Linked DNA regions of Homo sapiens: regions 1, 3 and 4 are each linked to region 2. A link is a contact called in ENCODE Hi-C or POLR2A ChIA-PET data. All regions are on one chromosome and are shown on one strand. Each heading gives the region's core, a stretch centred on a gene start or an enhancer-like site at or near the end of the contact. The rest is flanking DNA. Distances are from core to core; before and after follow the strand shown.

Region 1 (2,878 bases), core at 214-2,713, 200 kb after region 2:
AGGCCTCACAAATGAGCCTGCTTTTTTTTTTTTTTTTTTTTTTCCTGTTAACGCTTTTGACGTTTTCATTTTAATATGTGAAACCTGGCTACTTGTCTCAGGGAGAGTTTATGGAAAAAAAGCTTCCAGCTGGCTTTGGGCAGCCCATAAAAATGTACTGAAATGTCTAACTTTGACCAGTTAGAAATTAGGAGCTGTTGGGGGATGCAGGCCGGTGACGCCACTCGCCCTGGTGAGGCCACTGAATTTCAGTAATTAGCTCTCTGGGCAGGAGGACTCGCTCCTAATTCCTTCCTGGTTCCGAGTCAAAGGATGAGGCCCTGAATCTGTTAAAGAGAAACCACAGCTTTCAGATAACAGACAAACATGTCTTTAACACACGCAATCTTTGATTCAAATGATTTCAAAGGGCATGGGGGAGGGAAGGGTTTTTGTGAGCTTTAACCGAAGCCGCTCATCAGAATGTCAGCTCTCCAAATCCTATCCTTCCCTCAGCTCAAGTCTGACCTCCTCCAGGAAGCCCTCCTTGGTAACCCCAGCCCATCACAGGTTTGTTCATCCACACGACTCCTTGCTTTAAAACTCTCCAGAGGGTCTGCCTAACTTCATGGTCAAGTTCAGTCTTCTTAGTTTGGCATACAAGGCCCTTTGTGATCTGACACCTTCTCACCTGTGTAGCCTCTTCTCCTACTCTCCACCCCCACCCTTTAACCCAGGTGCGACAAACAACCTTCACCCCTCTCCCCGGAATTTGGGCCTCAGAGCCTTGGACTGTGTTTTTGCCTTGATGGGGATTTTCCTTCCCCTTCGTCATGTGGCTGGATGGTCCTTATTCCCAAAACTCACCCCAAGCCTCTCCTGCAGGGGTGGGGAGAGATTGAGCCCCCAGGGCTGGGTTAGGTATCCCTGCTCATGCCCCAGAGCGCCTGGGTTTCTGCTCATCACAGTTAGTGTAAGGATCCATTTACTCATCTGCCTCTCCCGCCCTCTTCCCTTCTCTCCCCTCCTCTCCCCTCCTTTCCCCTTCTTCTCCTCTCCTTCCCTCCCCTCCCCTCTCTGAGGAACTTGGTCCAGCTACAGTCAATATCTAGAGAAGGTATTGGCCTAGAGAACCTTGCTCAATCTTAAGCCCGCACACCTGCCGTACTTTGGGATCACCCCGGGAACCTTAACATGCTGATGCCTGTGTTCTTATCTTCAGAGACTCTGGTTTGATTGGCCTGGATGTGGCCTAGGCATGGGGTGAAGAGTGTGGGTTGAAAAGCTCCCCGGGTGGTTCAAGGTGCAGCCCAGGTGGAGCGCCACCATAATTTACAGCACACGACTCAAGACCCACCCAGCCACTTAGAGGAGCTGCACTCCAGGCACCTCGGGGAGTATAACCTTGAACTCGGAACCCCACTATATTTGCCATATTTGTTGTGTTGAAAGAAAACTAGTCATCTGTTTATCTGAGTCAGTAGCATTGAGCAGCTGTATAGTCCCCCACAGGCCCCACCCAGTCTTCCGTGCTTGTTAGGAGAGACGGAAGCATCACAGTCACCTGGTAGAAGGATGCCTGTCTGAGCCCCACCCCAAATCCAAGGAGCCAGACCAGGGACCCTGTGCTATAAACAAGTCTCCTGGTGATCCTTCTGCACACAAATGTGCCAGGGCTCAAAACATCCTAAAACAGGCTGCAAACCCCTGACGCCTTGCAGAGCCAGGTAGGAAAGTTCAAAGCAAAGAAAGGCCTCCAGGGGACCATGCGGGGACTGGAAAACGACTGGCTCTAGCAAATTCTTGTCCTTTGGGAATGTGGGCCCCATGTTGTCAAGTCCCTCTTTTTTAAAAAGAGAATGCCAAAAATCTGAATTTTTAAAAAGGTGAAACTTGTTTAAAGCTGACAACTAATTCAAGCCATTTAAGTACACAGCTCAGACCAAACAAAACTTACCTGGGACCTGAATTTAGCATCTATTACCAATGTTTGCGGCAAACCCCACACGTGGATGAAGCTAGAGGGTGGTGTGCTTGCCTGGCCTTGTCTCGGCTCTCTCTTTTTTGAGCTGTTTTCCTGCTATGGGACTTGGGCCAGCACGGAGTAGGAGTGGGGAGGCGGTGGGGAGCGGGTACAGGAAACGGCCCCTGAGACTTGTGCCGTACGTGCAATTGGGAGGCTGTTTGGGGACATTGTTCCTCACGTTTAACAGTGTTCTCTTCATGCCAACTCTCTAAAAAAATACCTCTCAGGTCTCAGGGCCTAATAGAGTTTTGATTTGCCTCAGCAATGGTGTGCCAGTGTCTTATGGACACTGAATTGCGTGGGATCAAGTTTTAGCTGCTAGAAAGGTCAGAGGGCAATTTGTGGCCTGTCCCCATGGCATATAGGACCTCAAGGTCCACACTTGTATACCTGTCATTCCTGGGTGCTTCTGACCTTTCCAACTTCTGTTTTTCGTTTGATGCTTGTCACATGACCACTCCTGTAAAATTTTATGCTTGTATATCAAATAAAGAAGTTAAGTGCTTTCTGAAATAAGGCATGCTATAAATAAATAAGCCCATAAAAATAGTAAGTGCTGAAAAAAAGGGTTATTGAATACATGACTACTTGAATGATTCATTTTGTGGTTGCACACAGGGCCTTGCACAGAGCAGGTGTTCAGGAAATGAGGGCAGGATGGTAGAGTGGAAAGCAGCAGTTTAGAGATGGAAAGACAATAGCCCTGCCATTTCCTAGCGACTGGGACCTTAGCCAAGCTGACTAACCTCTCTTAGCCTCAGTTTCCTCGTCTGTACAATGGGGACAATCTCAGTGCCACCTTATCAGAGTTGCTGGGAGGATTGAGTAAGATGATGTAAAGTGCCTAGCATGTAACAGGCACTTAATAAGTGG
Region 2 (3,000 bases), core at 213-2,712:
GAGGAAGAAAACTACTTCAGGCTCAAAAGTACATATGCATTGCCTTGTCAAGAGAAGCAGTATAATATGGTACGGAATAAATTGAGTTAGGTACTTCGAATACTGAATTGTGGCTATGTACCACTCATTATTACATGATCTTGAGTAAGTTAAATACTTCTTATCTTCGGTTTCCTCATCCATATTTAAGTTTAAGGTAAGGACTGAAAGTGAAAATGTACATTAAGGAATCTAATACATAAGTATTCTAGAGCACTTGCATTTGTGTATGAATCTGTCTCTCCACTAGATTGTGAATGCCTAAGTCATTCACCATTCTCTCTTCAGTTCCTAGCACACTGCCTGGCATACAGAAGGCACTTGTGTTTGTTTAACCTAACATCAGATCCATCAAGAGGTCCAGCACCAATTGGTAGCTTTGTCAAGTCTCTAATTTTAATTATCTAAGTCTATGTGTTATACCAACAAGTAAAATAGGTTTCAAATGTTTGCTTAATAACAGAAGACAGGAAACTAATTCATAAACCCTCTATTATTATGTTATCTAGCATTTAATCCAAAATTAATGATGGAAAAGATTTAAAGAGACAGTAAGTGCCCTCTAATTATCTTCTCTGATGATCATTTACACTTATAGAAGTATGTTGCAGTTTCTAGACTGATCTTTCCAAACACAAATCTCACCATGTCACTTCCTGGCTTATACTTCTTCATGGCTCTTAGAATCAATTTCTGAGCATGACATGGAAAGCACATCATGATTTGACAACTTTGGACCATCCCAGCCACAAATCTCTTCATTCCCTGTTCCACCTTCATGTACCTTTTCCTCCCCTACTCGAGCCACTCAGGACTTCAGTTCCCTAAATGGGCCATGTATGTGCTCTCTTACTTCTGTACTTTTTCAACAGGCTGCTGCTCCCTTTTCCTAGAGTGTCCTTCCCCTCTTCTACCTGAATAATTCCTATTTGTTCTCAAGACTCCACTGAGAGAAAACATCCCACAGAAAGCCTTTCCTGACATTGTCCTTCATCCCCTAAAAGTCTGGGTAAGGAGTCCTCTCTTTGCTTCTGTAGTACATACCACTATGATAGAACTTACCATTCTGTAGTCTAATTTTCCATATCCTTCGCTATGTTCTCAATGACAGAAACCAGGTCTTATTTGTCTTTCCAGTATCTATCTAGCCCAGCTAGGTGCACAGTGGGTGATTAACAAAGATCTGATGAATGTAAAAGAACCTTATTTTGTATAACAGAAAGCCCAGTGTAAACTTATTGACAAAAGCACACCCTTTTCTTTGTTACTTAAATAAAAGTGAATGTAAAGTCAAACAGAAGCATCTTAGTGAAGCACTGTTAAAGACCAATTTGAGCATGGCAAGAAAAAATAAAGAGGATTTGAAATTTTGTCTGGTTAACCAAAAAAAAAAAAAAAAAAAGAAGAAGAAGAAGAAGAAGAAAAAGGAAAAAGAGGATGATACCATTGCAGATTGGTTAAGCAATAAGGAAACAGAAAGCAACAGCATCCTGCTGCTTGTGGCTTTAGTCCCTGAAGACCATTTAATCACAGATTTTAAGTGTGTGTATTTCTAAATGAGTGCTCTATTACACAAGATCATCAACTAAAAGAAGTATAGCAAAGAGAAATGCTTACATTCTGATAAACTGTTAAAAGGCTTGCTATTAACAAGAAAGACCATATGCTAAGAAAAATAATTCTCTAAAACAGCAAGTTTAAGTAAACATTTTTGTTGGCAATAAATGTCTGGAATCCATTTGGAATTTTTCAGTATTATTCACAAGTTAAAAATAATTGATACATATAAAAGTACATTACTAGGTTGCAAAGCATTTGTAGCAACTCAATACCATTATTTGCTATTGTCTCTATTTCTGACCAACTTGTGTTTCATGTTTTACACTGGCTAAAATGACTGTTAGTTTGGGGATGTAGGCTATTAGCCCTTAAATGTCATCCTGGCTAATGTATAACTTTACTCATCTGACTCATAACAGACATCCAAGTCTTCTCCTCTGGAAACCAATCCACTGTACAAATCAATTAGGCTAAAAAAAAAAAAATAAAGGTAAAAGTAAAATGGACAGAGCAGTATGTGAGGATGTACTTTTTCTTTTGGGTAAAATGCATACTTTCTACTCCAAAGAATCAGGAGAAAAACTGAAGAGAGTAGTAAACAGATATATGATATGGACAGTAAAATAATGACTACAAATCAGAAAAGAGAAGCAAAGGTGGCAGGGGCAAAAGATGCATTACAACTAACAGTGGTTAGAAGGATATAATAGAACACATTAAACTCAACCTACATTTAGCATGTCATTTTGCCATCCTAGAAAGAGCTTAAGAAATAAGATAGATCTGGGTTTGAATCCCAGCTAACTAGCACTTGGCTGTGACCTTTGGGCAAACAACTTAACCTCATCTTAGATTCAGGTTCTTTATTTGTAAAGTTGGGTAACACTGCTTATCAACAGAATTGAGAGGATTAGAGGTAATGAAGAATTTAAAAGGATTGGAAGCAGTGAAGTAAAAAGTCCGAAGGACTAAGTTTTCAATATGCAATAAAAAGTACAGCTAATATTTAGAAGGCCAATTTATGCCAGGAATTCTAAGTGTTTTACATTTATACGAATCATTTCATAATTATGGGCCTCCACTTCTTCATTTCTTCAAAGTGAGATTCTACTGCCCTAGGTTATTCTACTTTTTTAAACATAAGTACAAGACAGTTTGCCCAACAGCCTTTTCTTCCCAGAGTAGATGCAATCTCATGATACAGCTGGTTATACACAAAAGGAGGCCAAAAAGAAAGTTTCATGTTTAGCAGGTATGGTAGGTACTTCAGGCAATTTTTGTGGCTAGTGACTATCATGGTAGGTCTAGGAAAAAATTTCAAATTGCCCTTTTCTGGTTATGTTTCTAGATAGGAAGAAGAGGTAACCAAAGATGAATAAGGCAGTTTCTGTCCTCACTGTT
Region 3 (2,771 bases), core at 210-2,709, 230 kb after region 2:
ATTGCTTAAAGAGGGATGTCCACAATAGTACTGATATCATGCCTTTCTGGGTTGTTAATATTTTAAGTATCATTAAATACACAAATATATATCGATCTCTTTGTCCCCTCCAAAAGGGTTCCCAGCAAACGGTCTGAGGTGATGAGCAATGCTGTGGAAGGAGAGATATTCGTCTAACAGTTTGTCATTCACCAAGAGGTTTATATTTGTTATTATAAGGACTTTTGTGATTATTATTCATTGGGCTTCATTAACAATTCTATGACACAGAAAACAGCTTTACAGACAAGCGAGCTGCGGCTTAGGGACATTAGCAGAGCACCAGACCACACAGTGAGACAGTGGCCTCACAGCCTCGAGGCTCTCCTCGGTGTGGATGGCTTTCCCCTGTGGGAGCTGATGCCTTTCTGTGGCTTCCTCTCCTTCCACCACAGCCAGAGGGGCAGTGTCAGGGAGTGTGAGAAAAGGGTGTGGAAACTGAGGCCCAGAGAAGAAAAGTCACCGCCTGAAGTCACAGGCTCCTCTGCCCCTCACCTCCCATCAGGGGTCCCTCCCTGGCACCCACTTTCTGCCCACCCTCCGCTCCTCCATCACCTCACCTCGGGTTCTCAGAGAGACAGCCTGCACAGCAGAGAGCCCTGGGCTCCTTTGGGTCCTGGCAGACGGTGGGAGGGCACCCAAAGGGAAACTCATTCTCATCAGGGGCCGGGCGAGGACTGCTGCCTGAGCTGGAGGCCATCTCAGGGTTCCAGGCTGGCCAGAGGGCCTGTTTAAGTTGCTCCAGGGCAGGGGACCAGCCTTGTGGAGTCCTGGCCTGGGCCTCACTCTCTGGTGAGTAGGAGCTCTGATGACTTTATCTTCTTCTCTCTGGCTTGTGTGGTTCAACGTCACAGCTGAGTCACAGCAGGGATGGAGCAGGAATTACCCTTTGTGGCGATAAAAATCCCCTGGATGGTGACTGAAGGCTTTAGGAGTGTCCAGTCATTTTTTTTTTTTTTTAGAGTGAGAAAAAGCAAGAGAGCAAGTCAGAGAAAATGACCCGTGTCACAGACTCTCAGAAAGCACAGTGAGAGTTCCCCTGGTTGAGAATCGCAGGCTGCCGCTGGCTTCCCCCACTTCCCTGGGCACATCGGAGGAGGGGGCCACAGCTGGTCCCTGGTCTGTGTTCCCTGGCACCTCTGAGCAGCCTGGAATTCTCAGTGGGGGTGCTCACCTTCCTGGTGGAAATCCCCAGGGTGTTGGAGACAGGTCCAAAATTTCAAGTTCTAGGCGCTTTTGCTCTGCTCTGTTTGGAGTGTCTGGGTGACCTCAAGGAGAAGTCACTTCCTCACAGTGGGTTCTGATGACTCCATCTGTAAAAAAGAAGTTGCAACAGGTGGCCTCTGGGCTGTAAGATTCTGGGACCCTATCTTGCCTGGGACTGAGGCAACCAGAAGGAGCAGGAAAGCCCTGATGAAATCCAAGGCCTAGGACCACAGACTCCTCAGGGCCCTCCCCACACCACCCCACTCAGGAAGTCATAGGTGGCTACATGCTCCGGTCAGGTGCCACCACTTTACTGCCTCAAGGAGAACAAAGCGCTAAACAAATGCAAGATCACAGCAGCTGGTCTCAGCATCCAAGTGGGATGTAGATCCACATTTGCAGGAAAAGTGCACTGGGGAAACGATGGCTCCCAGAATGTGTACTGTGTGCTGGGCAACAGTTTCCCTCCAAATCCTTACAGCAACCTGCAAGGAATTCTTCTGCAGCTGTATATAGGGTCAGAGAAGCAAGATGCCTGGTCCAAAGGCACACAGCCTCTGGTAGTGGAGTGGGATTCACACCAGGGCTGTGGGGCCCCAAGCTCTGTGTGCTTGGGATGGAGATCAGAGTACCCAGCTCTTGTCTCATCTATCAAATGGAGAAGACAATCCCTACACATCTTTCCATCCTGCTTGGCTGCTACAGAGGTTTTGCAAACTTTCACAGTGGTTTCAGATCATGGGTTTTGAGGTCAGACAGAGCTGAGTTGAAATCCTGGGTCCACTGCTTACTAACTGTGGGCCCTGGGACAAAGTCCTTAACTTCCCTGAAACTCAGATTCTGCATCTGTAAAATGGGACAATAATACCTATTTCACCCATTTGTTGTGATGACTAAATGAGATAGTGGGTCAAAGTGTGGTGTGTAACCCAAGTGAAGTACTTGAATGACATTTGGCTCAGATGGTGACTACAGGCCTTCCAGCTCCTCAGAGAAAAGGATTAAAGTGGTGCATTATGCTTATACTGTGCTTTCACGTCTATCTACTGGAGCCTCAACAGGTGGGCAGGGCAGGTCATCTGGCCTGAGATACATTAAACTGCCCACCTGCCCTGGTGTAACACCAGGGCTGCCACAGGCTGGTGGCAAAGACAGCACGGCATCTTACCGCCACAATGTACATCAGGACCTCCACCCCCATAACAAACGACCTCCAGGCCTGCATCAAGACTATCAGAAGACACTCCCTTTTAACTGTGTACCCCATACCTGCAAGCTTTCCTGCAGCCAGCCCTACCTGTTCCCTCCTTCCCCTGGTTTGGGATAAAACAGGCACCCAAGACTTCTCTCCCCATCTGTGGGTCCCTTCTCTCCCCTCCGGCCTCAATACCACCCTCTCTACCTGCTCATTCCCACGGACATCAAAACGTGCGCAACCTGCTCTAATAAGAAAAGGGAAAAATAGTACTACTTTTGGGTACCGTCTTACGTAATTTTACAGACATCATCTCATCTAATTTTCACTC
Region 4 (2,700 bases), core at 194-2,693, 250 kb after region 2:
AATACATAGAAGCTGAGAATAAATTAATCAGACTAAGGTACCAGTTGAGTAATCCTTATCCAAAATGCTTGGAACCAGAAGTGTTTCAGATTTCAGATTTTTTTCAGATTTTGGAATATTTGCATATACATACAATAAGATATCTTGGGGATGGGACCATGTCTAAATACAAAATTCATTTATGTTTCATGTATACCTTATATACATCCCCTAAAGGTAATTTTATACAATGTTTTAAACAATGTTTTACATGAAACAAAGTTTGTGTTAAGTACTTATGTGTGGAATTTTTCATTTGTGGTGTCATGTTGGTACTCAAAAAGTTTCAAATTTTGAAGCATTTCAGATTTTGGATTTTCAGATTTGGGATGCTCAACCTGTAATTATAAAATTATGGTAATTAGAAGAAAAAAAGAAAAATTATTAAAACCGTACAAAAGTTAACAGGATGACCCATCCCAGACCTATAGAATGAGAACCTGCACTTTCACAAGCTCTTAAACAACACTTCTGAAACTTTAACATGCCTATAATATTCCTGGATTTTTTTTTTTTTTTTTTTTGAGATGGAGTCTCACTCTGTCACCCAGGCTGGAGTGCAGAGGCGCAATCTCGGCTCACTGCAAGCTTCACCTCCCGGGTTCACGCCATTCTCCTGCCTCAGCCTCCCGAGTAGCTGGGACTATAGGCACCCGCCACCACGCCCGGCTATTTTTTTGTATTTTTAGTAGAGACGTGGTTTCACCGAGTTAGCAAGAATGGACTCGATCTCCTGACCTCGTGATCCACCTGCCTCGGCCTCCCAAAGTGCTGGGATTACAGGCGTGAGCCACCACGCCAGGCCTGGATATCTTATTAAAATATAGATCTCCGAGCTCTGCTCCCAAGATTTTCTGTTTCAGTAGGTCTGGGGTGGGGTCTGGGAATTTGCATTCCTGACAAACTCCCAGGCGGCCAGGGACCACACTTTGTATAGCATTGTTCTAAGGCTGACAGTCCTGAGGACCAAAAGAGGAAGGCAAATGGGAAAATTCGAGGCACTGGAGGAGGTTGTTTTTTAAGATAGTGGTCTTTTCCCAATTTTTAAAAAAGCACACCAGGCAGTCTCTGTCTATGGTATCTTAGCACAAAGATGCTTTTTGTTTTTAATGCTATGTTTATATTTGTGCAAGATTCTACATTTTAAAATTTCTCTCACTTGTTGGATCTTATTTCATCCTTGCAACAAATCTGTAAATTGGGTTGGGGGAAATTCTTTCATTATTTTTAAAAGATAGAACTGAGGCCTAGAGAGTTAAGACAGCTGGAAATCACACTCCAGCTGACTGCCACAGATTGTGGGCTCCTGAGTTGGCACTAAGGTGTTTTTCCTAATCATTATAACCCATTAGGGCTGATAATGTTACTTCCGCTTTCTAGATGGGCAAATTGAGACTTGATGAGGTTCAGGAACTCTCCCAAGGCCACAAGTCAGGGCAGCTCCTCTGTTTCATGGTTCAATGTCTTACTTCTTCACTGTATCACTTCCCCATACTAACTCCTCCTTTCTCTCTCTGTCTGTCAGTCACACACACACAACATAGCCAAATCAGTGAGCCATTTTAATTTCGACACCCAGCATTTATTTAATGAACAGACCACAGTTTGGCCTTTCGCCTTTAGAGGTGAAAGGAGGAGGCAAGAAGAGGATGAATGACGACCAGCCTTGCCCCAAGGCCCTAACAGACTCAGGAAACCTTTCTGCCTTCTCCTCCAACTCTAAGCATATCTCCTTTCCCTTCCTCTTCCTTTGCCCTCAGAGAATTACAGTCTAGTCCTGGCTCTAATTTCCTAAAGGTTCTTTATTTGGAAAATATATTATTAAGCCAAACAATCCTTTCCTTAACTCCAATTTCTCTTGTCTCATTCAGTTTCAACCCCCCTCCCACCGACCACCCTTCCAACACCAACACACACACACACACACACACACACACCCCTCCAGCCTAACAACAACAACACCAAAACCCTCTGATTGCTCCCAACTCATCTGTTAGACATGTTAGCCCTGGCCCTCACCACCAGGCTCGGGTCTCTGCTTGCCCCTGCAGGCAATGTTTCTATTAGGCCCTGAGGAGACACCAGGCTGCATATAGGAAGGCAGAGGAGCCTGGTGCTGCGGGTTCTAGCCCCAGCTCTGTTGTGGAACCCTCTTGGTGAGTCCTGGCTCCTCCCTGGGCCTGCTTCCTGGTCTGTGAAATGGGGAGGCATTGATGAGATGATCTCTAGAGGATCTTTAAATGTCAATATTTTATGAATCTAAGTAGGATGTTCACAGGTAAAAAATTATTGAATTTACCACCTCTAGTGTGCCAGAGAGGTATTATTACCCAGCCACAAGTTACTTTTATTGTGCCAGGCACTGTGCTAATCATTTTATGTGCATTATCTGTATTATCTCATTTGAGCCTTGCAGAAATCCTCTGACTTGGGTATTATTAGTACTTCTGTTTTTCAGATGTGAAAACTTCACCTTTTTATTAAAGCAGTCAAGTAGATGTTTTCTTGACTATTAAAAGTCTCTCAGCACTGAAGGGACATTAAGCCCCCTACCTTGAATTGCCCAGAAACATCCCTGGAAGGTGGCAGCTAGACTCTGCTCAGATGGCCCCAGCAATAAGGAACTTGGACCTGACTCTACTTTTGAATGGCTATGGCTAT

The links. Hi-C counts contacts between places; a loop is a spot of excess contacts on that map. ChIA-PET counts read pairs that join two places held with the same protein, here RNA polymerase II (POLR2A). Pooled maps may share reads with other maps.
Region 1: a map with no recorded cell type shows a loop between it and region 2 (9-fold over the local background). The contact joins two enhancer-like sites. A Hi-C loop is called at or near these places in 1 of 37 single-sample maps with no recorded cell type and 3 of 50 pooled maps. POLR2A ChIA-PET finds 5 or more read pairs at or near these places in 2 of 52 experiments (CD8-positive, alpha-beta memory T cell and activated B cell).
Region 3: a loop to region 2 is called in a map with no recorded cell type, with 3 times the contacts of the local background. The contact joins the promoter of TRAF1 here to the enhancer-like site in region 2. A Hi-C loop is called at or near these places in 4 of 37 single-sample maps with no recorded cell type and 3 of 50 pooled maps. POLR2A ChIA-PET finds 5 or more read pairs at or near these places in 1 of 52 experiments (OCI-LY7).
Region 4: a loop to region 2 is called in a pooled map, with 4 times the contacts of the local background. The contact joins two enhancer-like sites. A Hi-C loop is called at or near these places in 2 of 37 single-sample maps with no recorded cell type and 3 of 50 pooled maps. POLR2A ChIA-PET finds 5 or more read pairs at or near these places in 1 of 52 experiments (OCI-LY7).

The regions. Positions count from the first base shown.
Region 1 is chr9:120,890,253-120,893,130 of GRCh38, forward strand. It overlaps a transcript of PHF19 not described here. Among named protein-coding and RNA genes, the nearest start is that of PHF19, 15 kb to the left of the region's middle. RefSeq lists an enhancer at 2,369-2,588. Within about 2 kb of position 1,464, at least 10 of the 41 ENCODE cell types and tissues checked have a DNase peak (open chromatin) inside an H3K27ac peak, as active enhancers do.
Region 2 is chr9:120,691,854-120,694,853 of GRCh38, forward strand. All of the region lies in intron 1 of MEGF9 (multiple EGF like domains 9), which reads right to left. Among named protein-coding and RNA genes, the nearest start is that of MEGF9, 21 kb to the right of the region's middle. RefSeq lists an enhancer at 886-1,696. Within about 2 kb of position 1,463, at least 3 of the 41 ENCODE cell types and tissues checked have a DNase peak (open chromatin) inside an H3K27ac peak, as active enhancers do.
Region 3 is chr9:120,925,337-120,928,107 of GRCh38, forward strand. TRAF1 (TNF receptor associated factor 1) reads right to left here and starts at 1,460. Exons shown (of 8, transcript NM_005658.5): 1 at 1,214-1,460; 2 at 600-965. The coding sequence starts at 739. RefSeq lists enhancers at 89-612, 209-278, 739-1,078, 1,419-1,738.
Region 4 is chr9:120,943,133-120,945,832 of GRCh38, forward strand. It overlaps C5-OT1 (C5 3' UTR overlapping transcript 1), which reads right to left. Exons shown (of 2, transcript NR_148450.1): 2 at 1-377. Among named protein-coding and RNA genes, the nearest start is that of C5-OT1, 8.3 kb to the right of the region's middle. RefSeq lists an enhancer at 1,714-1,763. Within about 2 kb of position 1,444, at least 3 of the 41 ENCODE cell types and tissues checked have a DNase peak (open chromatin) inside an H3K27ac peak, as active enhancers do.